Linked DNA regions of Homo sapiens: region 2 is linked to region 1. The links are chromatin loops, found by intact Hi-C in ENCODE. Cell type or tissue: GM12878. All regions are shown on one strand. Links, peaks and the distances in the headings refer to the core of each region. The heading gives the core; the rest is flanking DNA.

Region 1 (4,397 bases), core at 92-4,091:
AAAAAAAAAAAAAAAAATTAGCCAGTCATAGTGGTGCGGCAGTGCCTGTGGTCTCAGTTACTCAGGAGGCTGAGGTGGGAGGATCGCTTGAACCTGGGAAGTCAAGGCTGCAGTGAGCTATGACTGCACCAATGCACTCCAGCCTGGGCAACAGAGCGAGAGAAACTGCCTCAAAAAAACAAACAAAAAAAAAGTTTTACATGACTTTTGATGGTTAGCATAGTTGAATGAAACACAAATTTGGAATCAGAATTCCTAGATTCACAATCCAGGTCTACAACGTGCCAGTTACAATGATAACTGAGTTTAGGTTACTTCTTCTATGCCACTTCCTACATCTCAAGGTTGCTGAGGTATAAACATATTAATGTCTCTAAAGCATCATGTAAATGGGCCTGGTGCAGTGGCTCATGCCTGTAATCTCAGTGCTTTGGGAGACCAAGGCAGGCGGATCTCTTGAGGCCAGGAGTTCGAGACCAGCCTGGCCAACATGGTGAAACCCTGTCTCTACTACAAATATAAAAATTAGCCAGCCATGGTGGTGCACACCTGTAATCCCAGCTACTTGGGAGGCTGAGATGCTTGAACCCAGGAGGCAGAGGTTGCAGTGGGCCGAGATCATACCACTGTACTCCAACCTGGGTGACAGAGTGAGACTGTCTCAAAAATAAAGGAATCATGTAAATAGTTTCACTATTAACCTTTAAGCAAAAGAAAGGATATTTAAGATACCTTACCTTTGGAGGTCATTATTTGTATACATAACAAAATTTCAAGTAGATGACTTAGATTCCCCAGGCTCTCAATTTTTAAGTTCTATCATAAATTTGCTGTGATACACTGAGATATCACATTTTAATATCCAACAAGACATACAGAGACCACAAAATTCCCCAGACTATAAGCAGCAGATTAATTTTACCTTCTGTAGCACGTGAGAAACTACTAAATAACGACAATTACTTAGGCATGAGTCACAGAGATTGAGAAAATGACATTAAGATTATGTTTCAAAATGGTGAAGAATAAAGAGTGATTTCAAAGAAATTATCAGTCTGGACGAGTATGAAATGACTACTCTCTTACCATGAATCAAGAGTTCAGAATCCTTGTTTAGCTCATAAAGTCTAAAGGCTTCTTCTAACTCCAACTGAGATGATACTGTACACGGGTCTCCTAAAAAACACAAAAGTAAAGTAAAGGTCACTTTAAAACCCCTAAATGTGATGATTACTAAACAAATTTCATAATGTAAATTTTTAGAAAAAATAATCTCATATTTATAAACAAATATATGACAAGGACAAATATTTATTTACTTATTATTATTATTATTTGGAGACAGAGTTTTGCTCTTGCCACCCAGGCTGGAGTGCAGTGGCATGATCCTGGCTCACTGCAACCTCTGCCTCCCAGGTTCAAGCGATTCTCCTGCCTCAGCTTCCCGAGTAGCTGGGATTACAGGTGTGTGCCACCACACCCAGCTAATTTTTGTATTAGTAGAGACAGGGTTTCACCATGTTGTCCAGGCTGGTCTTGAACTCCTGACCTCAGGTGATCCGCCTGCCTCGGCCTCCCAAAGTGCTGGGATTATAGGCGTGAAGCACCGTGCCTGGCCTAAGGACAAATATTTAGATATTTATTTAGACAATTCAATTTTCTGAAGTAGGTAACATATAACTTCCATTTCTATTTGCATAAAAATACCACATGAGGTTCACAGACACCAATGTATATAGATATAAAATTTTGTTCTTTGGTTTTCTTTTTTGGTGAGACAGGGTCTCACTCTGTCACTCAAGGCTGAATGCAGTGACATGATCACGGCTCACTACAGCCTCGACCTCCTGGGCTCAAGCAATCCTCCCGCCTGGGCCTCCCAAAGTGCTGGAATTATGGGCATGAGCCACCACACCTGGCCATTTTGTTCTTAACATTGTATATATCCCAAATACAGCAAACAGAATCTATTCCTGACCACATTTTTTTTCTTTTTTTTTGAGATGGAGTTTGGCTCTTGTTGCCCAGGCTGGAGTGCAATGGTGTTATCTTGGCCCACTGCAACCTCCGCCTCCTGGGTTCAAGCGATTCTCCTGCCTCAGCCTTCCAAATAGCTGGGACTACAGAAGTGCACCACCATGCCTGGCTACTGACCACAGTTTAAATTGTCACTGCTATGTGTCTAATGGGAAAGTCTAAAGAGGAGGCTTTCTGTTACCTGTTTCTTTAAAAGAGGAAGTGAAAGTAGTTCCATTGCCACAATACGATTAGTTAGAAGTCTCCATGTAATCATTTTATCAAATTTTTCCTTTCACATGACAGAGCCTCCTCAAAGGAGTCACAGAAATGAAAAGCTACAAAAGTACTGAAGAACAGTTGCACTTGAGCTGCTGTGAAATATAAATGAACAGTTTTAGTAACAGACACACAGAAGTGATGGAAAAAACACCTCCCTTACCCAACTAGCCAGACAACTGAGTCATCCCTGGCGATCAATGAGGTGGCACATCTGCCTGGACTATGGCATTCCTCAGTGAAAAAGTCATTCAGGCCAGGTGTGGTGGCCTGTAATCCCAACAGTTTGCGAGGCCGAGGCAGGCGGGTTGAGGTCAGGAGTTCGAGACCAGCCTGGCCAACATGATGAAAGCCCATCTCCACTAAAAATACAAAAATTAGCCAGGCACAGTGGTGTGTGCCTGCAGTCCCAGCTACTCGGGAGGCTAAGGCAGAAGAATCGCTTGAACCTAGGAAGCAGAGGGTGTAGTGAGTCAAGATTGTGCTACTGAACTCCACCCTGGGCAACAAAGCAAGACTGTCTCAAAAAAAAAAGAAGTCATTTAAAGCCTAGTTTGGACCTGAGCGAGTGAAAGTGAGTCCTTCACTCTGCCATTGATTTGCTAATTCCCATAGTTACTACACACTAGATGCCACCAACCCTATCCAAACCTCAATCACCAGCATACAGCTTGGTCTGCTAATTGAGAAAGAAAAACAAAGTCATTTTTTCCTGGCTACTCAAAGAAAAGAGTGCCTCTCCTTTTTTTTCTCCCACTTGACCACTGCATCCCTACTTCCTTTTATCTTCTCTGAGCTCCTCTGTTCCATTTTTTTCTTTCCTTCTATTTCCTAGCTCTTCTCAGGCAAAGGCGTTTCTGAGTCTCCCTCTCAAAAACCTCTTTCAGGCCAGGTGCAGTGGCTCACACCTGGAATCCCGGCACTTTGGGAGGCCAAGGTGGGTGGATCGCCTGAGGTCAGGAGTTTGAGACCAGCCTGGCCAACATGGTGAAACCCCGTCTCTACGAAAACACAAAAATTAGCTGGGCGTGGTGGCACGTGCCTGTTGTCCCAGCTACTCAGGAGGCTAAGGCAGGCGAATCGCTTGAACCTGGGAGGCGGAGGTTGCAGCGAACCGAGATCACACCATTGCACTCCAGCCTGGGCAACAAGAGCGAGACTTTGTCTCAAAAAAAAAAAAAAAAAAATTCTCTTTCCCATTCAGATTGACACTCCATTCATTCAGTAGCCACAAATCTCAAGAGTAAAACTAGAGACTAAAACTGGAGGAAACAGGTGAGAAGATGAGAAAGGAAAAGGGGCAGGGTTTTTTTTCACTTCATACTTCTCTTTAATATTTTAAAAATCATAAGTTTGTAATCTTTTATAATGAAACAACTTTTTTTCACATAGTGATCATATCCTTTCTCCATGTTCTTACCTTCCACACATTTCTCAAAATGCTGCTGCCAGGTTTTAGCCCAAACACTCCACCAAAACTGCGGTTGCAAAGGTCATGAAACCAGCTGCTGAAACCTATGACATCTTTTCAGTCCTTATTCTAGGTGATCTCTCTTGCAGTCCCTGACAAAGTTGCCCACTATTAAGAAATCCTGTGTCTCGGTTTCTAAAACACTATTCTCTAGGTTCACCACCTGTTCTTTTTAACTGTTTAATCTGGAAAATTTGAAACATATTTCAAAATGTTGTTTTCCCCTATATACCCACCCACTTATTCTCTACCATGGCAGCATTCTAAGAAAATCTCTATAACTCTAGATAAAAACTCCTTAGTATAATCCAAATATTGTTACTAACCTACAAAAACTAACAAGTATCTTCTCTGACCACAATGGAACAAAACTAGAAATCAGTAACAAGATGGACTTTGGGAACTACAAAAACACATGAAAGTTAACAATATGCCCCTTATTAAGCAGGGGGTCAATACAAAATTAAGAAAAAAATTGAAAAATTTCTTGAAAAAAATGAAAATAGAAACACAACTACTACCAAAACCAATGGGATACAGTGAAAGCAGTACTAAGAGGTGAGTTTATAGCAAGCAATAAGTGCCCACATCAAAAAAAGGAGAAAGGCGCTAAATGAACAAACTAATGATG
Region 2 (4,397 bases), core at 176-4,175, 1.8 Mb before region 1:
CCTCTTCCAACTGCCAAAATAAATCAAACTTTCTGGGTGGAGAACTCGCTGTCAATCAAATGGGAATCAGCAAAGATAAACCTAATAATAGAATCTGTTACATACTTACTTAGCTGTACTAACTATGCTAGTCTCTAACTAGCACAAAAGACTTCAAAAGCTCTTGCTTGAAAAGTACAGGGTGGGGTCAGAGATTTCCTTAGGAGCTGGCAAGCCTCATTCTTTAACAGTGGAAAAGTAACTACCCACTCTTATCTTTATGGGTTCTTTCCAGCCCACCCGCCCTCATCCCATACCTTTTAAAAATATTTGGCCCGTATTTTTATTCCCACATTCCTATGCGTTATAGCGTATAATACATGTTCACTCTAGAAATCTGAAAATACAGAAAAGCAAGAAGAAAGTTTAATTGTTCATAATCTCACCACTCAAAAATAGCCACTGTTAAAATGATGATGTATTTCCTCTCAATCTTGCTTTTCTATTTGAAATTTACAGTAAGGGGCTACAGATTATAATCAATCTGCCTATTTTTTTATTTTTGATACATAACAGTGATACTCATTACTTTAAAAAATAAGCAAGCTGGTTCCTAAATCACATTTTACTTCAGAGAAGATGGTGAAATTCTCCTCTAGGGTCCTGGACTCTGGCAGAAAGATGGCAATAAACCAGAAAAACAGATGATACAACAGGTATGTCCACTGTGCACTCAGAGGCACAATTTCTTTTTATATGATATTAGGCTACAATGACAAAATGCTTTTAGATTGTGTGCACATATTTTAAATAGAATTATTTAAATCCATTATGAAGACTGGATTCCATGAATTAATAAAAATGCAATTCCTTGTTTCTACGTTTATAGGTATGCAAGTTTCTGAAAGTTAAAGGGTGCATTTTCTATCTTCTGAGAGCTACAGGATGTTTTATGTTAACTGTCTGTAGCACCTATTTCACAACTATAAACCTATCCCAACCAATAATCAGAATGAATGTATGTACCAGGAACCAGGTTCAATGGCACTTTGCCCCAGAATACTTAATTAACCCTGAGCATCTAGGTTGTATTGTTACCAGTAAAATTCACAGAGAACCAAACTGGCAATATGTACGATGTGGCTTAAGATATTTTAGAACAATGTATGAAAACATACATCACAGTATGAAACAGTGAAAACTTGGAAGGTATTTTATCCATACAATGCAAAACTCTACAGCCAATTTTAAATGCTGTAGAAATCAATCTGCTAACATAGGAAGGTGTTCACAACACATTGTTTGTAGGGGGAAATAACAGGTTAACAAGGAAGTGCACGCTGTGATACTCTGTGCAAAACTAGGCTTTTTGTTTGTTTGTTTGTTTGTTTGTTTTTTTAACAAAGAAAAGAGTCTAGAAGAACATACACCAAAGTGTTCATAGTGATTTTGATAAAGTAGGTAGAAAGAAGAATCTTTTGATGTATCAATGCTCCAAGACTTTTTTAATGATGCTTGTGTTAGGAGAGGGGAAAAATAGTACACAGAACAAAGAGCATCTTAAGGGCAATCTGATCACATCTGTGCCAAATAATCTAACGGAAAAATGTGAAACAGATCATGGATATCTGGTCAAGGGTAATCCTATTAAACAAAACCCCTCTCTATGAGTACCCGATATGGGTCACTGGCTGCGACAATCTCTCTTCTAAAGCTGTGCTATAGCTCTCAGAAAAAGGTGTGAGCTGTTCTAGGCCCTTCACTTTGGGCCCAGTGGCGCCAATGGGCAGTGGTGGTGGGGACTGTGAATCTCCTAGAAGCTATTTTCAGTTTCAGAATATACCACAGAATCCCAAGTCTGAAAAAGAACTTTGAGAAGTTCAGCTCTGACTCAGGCTTGTACTGTATCTAAACATCCCTAGTAGATCAGAGGCTTCAAAATATCAAAACTTGGTATTTTTTTATTACACTATATCCTTCAGCTAATTATCCCAGGATTTCCTCTCTCAAACAGTTGGTAAAAATACATTTACTTTGAACAACAGGATGATAGGAATAGATAAGGTCAGAATTAGACAGAACTGTGTCTGAGTCAATGAAAAACAAAAATTGCCGAGTATTTTAAAATCACCATTACTGAAGAGAGTATTCCTTTGATGAAGTCTGTTACCTCTGACTCTTCCTTTCCATTACCACCACCAGCAGCAACACCCTAGTTCAGGAACTAGTCAAGTCACTACTAGATTCTGAAAAAGTACAGGACCCATTTACTCTGCCTACTGTCCCTGTCATGTCCCTTCTGTCCACTCTACCCTGCACATGCAGACCATGTAATTTAGTTCTGGAACCTCACTTCCACTAAGCCACTACACACCCGCTCACAGACCAGTGATTCTTCAAGCAGAAGCACCCATAAGAGATGGGGAACAGAGGACTTAGCACTGTGAGGGGAGTCATTCTACAACACTAACCATTCAGGTTAGAGTTTCTCCAGATATGTGCAGGAACTATCAGCAACAGAATTAAGCGGGGTGCTTGTTTAAAAACGCAGATTCCTCACAGATATTCACAGCAGCATTACTTAAATAACTCAAAAAGGAGAAACCATCCAACAGAAGAATGGACACACAAAAATGTATCCATTTTATGGACGCATAGCTTAAATGTATCCATTTTATGGATACATTCCTTAAAAAGGAATAAAATACTGATACATGCTACAGCATAGATGAGCCCTGAAAATATTATGCAAAGTAGAAAAGGCCAGTTAGAGAAGGCCACATAATGTACGATTCCCTTTATATGAAATGTCCAGAATAGGCAAATGTAGACAGAAAGTAGACTGGTGGTTGCTTGGGGCTGGGGTTGACGGTGGGAAGCAACTGCCAACGGCTATGAGGTTTCTTTTAGAAGGGACAAAAATGTTCTAGAATTTGCTAGTGGTGGTGGTTACACAATGCCGATGTTCTAGAATTTGCTAGTGGTGGTGGTTACACAATGCCGATGTTCTAGAATTTGCTAGTGGTGGTGGTTACACAATGCCGATGTTCTAGAATTTGCTAGTGGTGGTGGTTACACAATGCCGATGTTCTAGAATTTGCTAGTGGTGGTGGTTACACAATGCCGATGTTCTAGAATTTGCTAGTGGTGGTGGTTACACAATGCCGATGTTCTAGAATTTGCTAGTGGTGGTGGTTGCATAACGACATGAATATGCTAAAAATATTAAATTTTACACCTTAAATGCATGAGCTGTATGACATGTGAAATATATCTCAATACAGCTGTTTAAAAATCCAGAGTCCTCAGTTCTCACTTAGATCTACTAAACCAGAATCTCTGAAGGGAGGCCTAGATATCCTCCCTTTGAACAGAAAGAGCAGGCAGTGTGTATTCTCACGAAATTCTCCAGAAGATTCCTTAGTACACTAAAGTTAGCACTGCCTTTGATCTTTTTCTGAACCTTAAAGGCTATACCAGTGTATTTCCTTCCAGGTGCAGTGACTCACACCAGTAATCCCAGCACTTTGGGAGGTTGAAGAGGGAGGACAGCCTGAGGCCAGGAGTTCGAGACCACCCTGGGCGACACAGTAAGAGACCCACTCTCTAAAATATTTAAAAATTAGATGGGGCCGGGCGCGGTGACTCACGCCTGTAATCCCAGCATTTTGGGAGGCCAAGGCGGGCGGATCACGAGGTCAGGAGATCGAGACCATCCTGGCTAACACGATGAAACCCCTTCTCTACTAAAAATACAAAAAATTAGCCGGGTGCGGTGGCGGGCGCCTGTAGTCCCAGCTACTCGGGAGGCTGAGGCAGGAGAATGGCGTGAACCCGGGAGGCGGAGCTTGCAGTGAGCCAAGATAGTGCCACTGCACTCCAGCCTGGGTGACAGAGCAAGACTCCGTCTCAAAAAAAAAAAAAAAATTAGCTGGGTGGGGTGGGGATACTGAGGTGGGAGGATCAGGAGGTCAAGGACCCAGGAGTTTAAGGGGTAGTAAGCTATGATTATGCCCCTGCACTTCACCCTGAGCAACAGAGCGACAATCCTGTCTCTAAAAAAAGATTCTGGCCAGGTGCAGTGGCTCATGCCTGTAATCCCAGCACTTTGGGAGGCCAAGGTGGGAGGATCGCTTGAGCCCAGTAGTTCAAGACCAGCCTGGACAACATAGAAAGATGCCATCTCTACAAAAAATAAAAAAGTAGCCAGGTGTGGTGGTGCACACCTGTAGTCTCAGCTCACAATCTCAGCTACTCAGGAGACTGAGGTGGGAGAATCACTTGAGCCCAGGAGGCAGAGGTTGCAGTGAGCCATTATCATGCCACTGCGCTCCGGCCTGGGCAACAGAGTGAGACACTGTATAAACAAAACAAAAAAATCTAATGTATTTCCTACTCTGCCCTACACAACCCTCCCA

What was found. Hi-C counts contacts between places; a loop is a spot of excess contacts. Peaks named below come from ENCODE experiments on the same cell type or tissue, not always from the same donor. Only the 100,000 strongest peaks of a DNase experiment are listed, where the experiment ranks them.
Region 2: a loop joins it to region 1, with 6 times the contacts of the local background. A loop is called at or near these places in 1 of 110 quality-filtered maps.

Annotation. Positions count from the first base shown.
Region 1 is chr3:170,256,748-170,261,144 of GRCh38, reverse strand. PRKCI (protein kinase C iota) reads right to left here. Exons shown (of 18, transcript NM_002740.6): 3 at 1,087-1,176. Among named protein-coding and RNA genes, the nearest start is that of PRKCI, 37 kb to the right of the region's middle. In GM12878, for the core only: no CTCF peak of the experiment used is centred there; DNase peaks (open chromatin) are centred at 2,294 and 3,844; H3K4me3 peaks cover 24 bases; H3K27ac peaks cover 1,362 bases.
Region 2 is chr3:172,092,770-172,097,166 of GRCh38, reverse strand. The region is part of intron 1 of FNDC3B (fibronectin type III domain containing 3B); the gene reads right to left. Among named protein-coding and RNA genes, the nearest start is that of FNDC3B, 55 kb to the right of the region's middle. In GM12878, for the core only: a CTCF peak has its summit at 1,772; a DNase peak (open chromatin) is centred at 1,786; H3K27ac peaks cover 1,437 bases.